2 separate regions of the Homo sapiens genome follow, and region 1 is linked to region 2. A link is an interaction called in ENCODE POLR2A ChIA-PET data of the cell type or tissue named here. Cell type or tissue: Panc1. All regions are shown on one strand. Each heading gives the region's core, and the rest is flanking DNA. Links, peaks and the distances in the headings are about the cores only. Region 1 overlaps KCNB1 (potassium voltage-gated channel subfamily B member 1). Region 2 overlaps PTGIS (prostaglandin I2 synthase).

Region 1 (2,915 bases), core at 300-2,799, 130 kb after region 2:
TTTTAGAGCTGATGCTATCTGTAAAAAATAATAATAATAATAATATAGTCTATTTTACATATCAGGAAAGTGAACATGTTTCAATATAGCCATATATATTGAGAAGGAACTTACCACCCCTTCTTCCAATCGAGGCATTTCATTTGTTGGTTGAAGCAGATGAGAACTGTACAGATTGAAAATGATTTGTTTTTTTTTTTTTTTAAAAAAAACGAAAACCAATTGGTGCAACTCTCCTTGTAACCAAAGGCCCTTTCTGCCTTCTGTGGTCATGTAGGACCTGGCCCTTCCTTCCTTGTGTATTTTGTCCAACCGTAAAGTAGCATTTTATTGAGTCACTTTTGAAGGACGAATTCAGAAGTATCATTAAGAACCTACCTTTTCAGGCTTCATAGCCAGAGTCCTATAGAGTTCTTATAGAAACAGAATAATTGAAATTCAGCATATACTATGCTTAGAAAGTATTTTGTTTGGGTTTGATTGGGTTTTTTTTTCTTTTACTTGTGTGTGTATGTACTGGGGGAGTATAGCTTTTATTCTGTGCTCAATTCGAAAGAGAGTATTATAAGTTTTCCCAGCCCATCCACCCGCTAAAAAAGAACATATCCAAATTTTAATATGTATACACCCAACCTGTACCTATGTACGTGAATATACATGCACTGGGAAATCTACTTAAGAGTCTTCACTGAGAAGTTCACTCGATAGAAAGGTCTTGATAGAGAAGAGAAGAGGAAAGCAATGGTCTGAAGGCAAATCCTGCTTTAACTTGGTGGTCCATTTCCCATTCATTCCTGAACCAATGAGAGCAGAAAGAAACAAGTCAACCCAAACAAGCAAACTAGGGGCTGGACGCGGCGAATGGATGCTGGTCAGTTTGGCAAATTCACTGAAACTCATCAAGAACCCAGCTGAACTTGCATTCCAACTTCCACAATTATCTGAAAGGGCTAGGGACCAGGTAGCCATGTGTCCCAATCACACGGGGGAGAGTCTGCCACCGGCGGTGAGAGAGGTGGGGAAGCTTTGGAGGAGACAGTATATTCACCTTTTTATCTTTGGGTAAAAGAAACCAACAGGACTTTGGTGCAGTAGATTTCTCAGTGCCTTCTTTAGGAATTCTATCTTAAGCACACTTCAAGGGGAAAGAAAAAAGGAGGAGAGAACATTTGTTCCCGTGAAGTCCCTTTCTCCAAAGGACTGGGGATCAAGAAGGAAGAAGAGTAAGAAGGAAAAACAACAAAATCCTGAGGAGGCCATTTCTTTTAACCCACCCAGCTTGCCCCTGAAAACTGCTGGTGATACAAACTTTTTCAAACTGACTTCCAGCTTCTCCATGTGTCTTGGTAACTGTAGCCTCGTCTCTGCCCTTTCTCCTAATAAGATCCATGTTTCTAAGGAGAAAAACAAAACAGTATTCTCTTCTGTAAAACTGTAATGTATTGTTGATATTTGTAACTATTGTATATTTCTGTCTTGCTCCAGTCCCAGCTGGAGTGTCTAGTTCCATGGACAAGGGGATATTTAAAATTCACCACGGACAAGAGCCACTAAAGCCAGGTCTCTATCGCTAATCTCTCTCCTATTCTTATTTCTCTACCAACTAATCTCAAGTAACAATACCCCAGGCTTTTTTTCAGCCTCAATTCAAGTAACTTTGAATCAAAAGAGAGCAAGGCAAAAAGCCTCCGGACATGCTTCTTTGGGAAAGGACTTTTTCTGTAGCTGCAGAGTGGGCAGGAGGGAGAAGGGGCTCCCCTGAGACCCCGGCAGGACAATGGAAAGCTTCCAGCCCCGAGCTGATGTTTCCTCACCTATCACTGCTTATAGGACAGCATCCAAATGCTTTCATGTCACTCAGCCCAGGCAACCCAAACCAGTCCTGGCTACACCCAGAAATAAGAGTTACCTCTGCATTTTCTGTTGCCATTTTTCTGGCTCTAGAAGTATCTGATGCGCGACTATGTCATAGAATGTCCACGCATCTCAGAGTAGTCTATTTTTCTGTTCAGATAAAATATATATATATATGTATTTTTAGCAAATTTATAATAGGGCAATTGAGTCTAATTTCTTCTTTTGTAATACAGAACAATATCTTAGGAGTTTCATTGTTGGTCATTATCGTAGCTGATGTTTTCTGGTCTTTTGCAGTTCCTACCATTGTCCCTTGGGCTGTTTGGGTTTTCTTCCTTTTGATTCTGATTTCTTGAGGGTGGGGAAAGACTTTGGGGTTTGACTTCCTTGTGTAGGCATTTCTTGACACTAGGCCTGGACTCTGTCAATGCTGTGACTTTCCTCATTCATTTCTGTGTGTTTCTCCCATTCGTTGTTCTTAAGAATCCAGGGCATGAATGCAGGAATGAGACCCAGGGAAGCAGAGCTACAGATGGCCCTCAAAATCAGGATGGGATGTGGGCTGGTTTCACTTATATCCCACACCCCTTTAGGGATCTGAAGGGACTGAGTTTTCTCATCCCCAGAGATCTTGGAACCAAAAATCTCATGCAAGCAAACTCATCACTGGCATTTCTGAGATCCAGAACACATGTGAGTCCCTCCTGGCTGGGCTGCTCCCACATGTCCAGCACCCTGTCGGCCTGTAACATCAATCAGAGCTGAAGGTCAGAGGTTTTTCAGGTTCTCGTGAACCTCACAAGAACATGCTGGGCCTCCGATCTCACCAACTTGTTTATCAGTTCCTTGTTTCGATCTGTTTATTTATTTATTTTTTTGTTATTATTATTTTGAGACAAAGTCTTGCTCTGTTGCCCAGGCTGCAGTGCAATGGCGCAATCTCGGCTCACTGCAACCTCCTCCACCCAGGTTCAAGTGATTCTCATGTCTCAGCCTCCTGAGTAACTGGGATTACAAGAGCGCACCATCACGCCCAGCTAATTTTTGTATTTTTAGTA
Region 2 (2,915 bases), core at 167-2,666:
AACTCCTGACCTCGTGATTTGCCTGCCTGGGCCTCCCAAAGTGCTAGGATTACAGGCATGAGCCACCATGCCCGGCCTAAACTTTGTTTTTAAAATGAACTTTTTTTCCCCCCAATTGCTGCCAATAGTGGATAACATGTATCACTCACTGCCAAAAATAGAAAGTGACCATGAAAAATAAATTCGCTGGGGAAGGGGGCTCCATGCTGGTGTGGCCAAGGCTGAGAGCTCTCTCTTCTCTGTTACAAAACGAGATAAGCAAGTGTTAGAATTGCCTTAAGGCCACACTGGCATCTCCCTGACCTTCTCCAGGGACAGAAGCAGGAGTAAGTTTCTCATCCCATGGGCGACCAGGGCCATCTCCTCCCACCAGTGGCCCCCACTCACAGGGAGCTGGCAATGCCCTACCTGCCTGTTCTCCAGATGGAGAAACAGGCTCTGAGATTTCACAGGTCTTGCCCAAAGTCATTGATTTTGATGATTAAAAAGAATAAACACAGTGTTTCCTGAGTAGCAGTGATTGTTATGCCTTGCTATTTTAATAAAGATTCTATTTTCGTATAACATTGTCAAGTGGAAACATGCTGAAATCTATTAAACCATCTTTGTTTGTGGAACTGCCTCTGAGTGTGATTCTGATGGAGGGCATTGGCCGTGCCTGGAATGGTGAGGTCAGCTCTTGGGACAGGAGAGCACAGAGCATCTACTCTGTCCCTTGCTGTGGGCCCAGGCCTCTCACAGACAGAACTGAGTCACACCTTTACCCACCCTCCAAGGCATAGATGAGTATCCCCGTTTTTACAGAGAAAGAAACTGAGGGTCAGAGAGGTGAAGTGGTTTGCCCGAGAACGTGTGGCTAAGAGGTAATAGACCTGGAATTCAAATGCAGGACCCTCTGCTGCCTGAGACAGTGTTCAGGATCTTTCTTTCAGTGATCCTCCGGCTGGCAGCAGAGGGACTGGGTACCCATTAGAGCAGGGGTCCACAACCCCTGGGCCACGGATCAGTATAGGTCCTTGGCCTATTAAGAAATGGGCTGCACAACAGGAGGTGAATGGCGAGTGAGTGAGCAAAGCTTCATCTACATTTACAGCCACTCCCCATCACTCACATTACTGCCTGAGCTCCACCTCCTGTCAGATCAGTGGCACCATTAGATTCTCATAGGAGGGCGAACCCTATTGTGAACTGCACAGGCGAGGAATCTAGGTTTCGCACTCCTTATGAGAATCTAATGCCTGGTCATCTATCACTGTCTCCCATCACCCCCAGATGGGACCATCTAGCTGAAGGAAAACAAGCTCAGGGCTCCCACTGATTCTACATTATGGTGAGTTGTATAATTATCTCACTATTTCAAACAATGTAATAATAATATAAATAAAGTGCACAATAAACGTAATGCACTTGAACCATCCTGAAACCATACCTCCCACCCCCACCCCTGGGTCGCTGGAAGAATTGTCTTCTATGAAATCAGTCCCTGGTGCCAAAAAGGTTGGGGACTGCCGCATTAGAGGACTTTGGGGTAGACCCTGGTAACAAGCAGACAACACAAAAGCTCTCTTTAAAATTCACCGGATGCTGTCCATCCTTCACCAGAATGCATGCATTCATGTTAAAATAAAAAAGAAGGGGTGAAATGGATTAAATAAGCCTTGGGAGAAATAAAAAGAGAAATTTGGTTTTTTCTCTCAAATCTTTGTATAGAAATAATATCCCAGGGCAGATGTGCCTCACGTCAGTTTCCTCATCTGTGAGGAGGTCATGGAGGCACATCAGGTGGGATGGGATTTGGCAGTGAGTGACAGACTTCTCAAAGTAACATAGCAACATGTTATATATTAACATGCTTTCATTCAATACCACAGGTTTTTTTTTTTTTTTTTTTTTGAGATGGAGTCTTGCTCTGTCTCCCAGGCTGGAGTGCAGTGGTGAGATCTCAGCTCACTGCAACCTCCGCCTCCCGGATTCAAGGGATTCTCCTACCTCAGCCTCCTGAGTAGCTGGGATTATGGGCATGTGCCACTACACCCAGCTAATTTTTGTATTTTTAGTAGAGACGGGGTTTCACCATGTTGGCCAGGCTGGTCTTGAATTCCTGACCTCAGGTGATCTGCCCACCTCGGCCTCCCAAAGTGCTGGGATTACAGGCATGAGCCACCATGCATGGCCACATTTTTTTTTTCTCTTTCAAGCAGATACGGGAGGCCAGAGGTGGTGTGACATCTCCACAATCATGAGGTTCCCTCCTTTCTGGACCCTCTAGCATCTGTAACCAGTGGTTTCCACCTCAGGGGCCGTTATGGCTGCTTAAGCTCCAGCCATTTTGTCCACATTCCACCCAGCAGGAAAGAGGGTGAAGCAAAGAAGAGAAAAACCCCTGCATTCATCCCATTGGTCAGAACTCAATCACATGACCACAGCTTGCTGGACAGACAGGAGGCTGGGAAATGTAGTCTTTCTCTTCAGGACATCAGTATGTGCCCTCAGAGGGGTACCATACCCCAGTTTGAGAAGTGCTGCGTTATGCTCTCTTGTTTACCAGTCATGGTCTGAACCACATGGCAGGGCCAGAGGGACAGGGCTTGGCTTCCCTGAGCCGCTGACCTAGCCTTTGTTATAACCCAGGTCCTAGTGATCTGCAGCTCCAAGACTTTGGCCTTTCATACCCTTGTACCATTAAAGTCAACAGAAAGACCCAGTGTTTTATTTTGCCAGGTAAGGACATTAAGAAATACATTTACTCCTACTGTCAGCTTATGAAAGGATATTTTAATACCCCTAAAGCAGAAAGGTAGGTTTTATATTGGAATTAACACAACCACTCACTCAAAAGTCTATATTGAATAGCCCAAAAGGTGGAAACAATCCAGATGTCCACCAACTGATAAATGGATAAGCAAAATGTGATG

What was found. Peaks named below come from ENCODE experiments on the same cell type or tissue, not always from the same donor. Only the 100,000 strongest peaks of a DNase experiment are listed, where the experiment ranks them.
Region 1: POLR2A ChIA-PET joins it to region 2 with 12 read pairs; 3 of 35 experiments call an interaction of 5 or more read pairs at or near these places.

What each region holds. Positions count from the first base shown.
Region 1 is chr20:49,367,605-49,370,519 of GRCh38, reverse strand. It overlaps KCNB1 (potassium voltage-gated channel subfamily B member 1), which reads left to right. Exons shown (of 2, transcript NM_004975.4): 2 at 1-2,915. The region is part of intron 2 of LOC105372649 (a long non-coding RNA gene); the gene reads right to left. Among named protein-coding and RNA genes, the nearest start is that of SNORD12, 88 kb to the right of the region's middle. RefSeq lists an enhancer at 1,346-1,899. In Panc1, for the core only: no CTCF peak of the experiment used is centred there; no DNase peak of the experiment used is centred there; H3K27ac peaks cover 1,723 bases.
Region 2 is chr20:49,501,576-49,504,490 of GRCh38, reverse strand. PTGIS (prostaglandin I2 synthase) reads left to right here. Exons shown (of 10, transcript NM_000961.4): 10 at 1-617. Among named protein-coding and RNA genes, the nearest start is that of KCNB1, 20 kb to the right of the region's middle. In Panc1, for the core only: no CTCF peak of the experiment used is centred there; no DNase peak of the experiment used is centred there.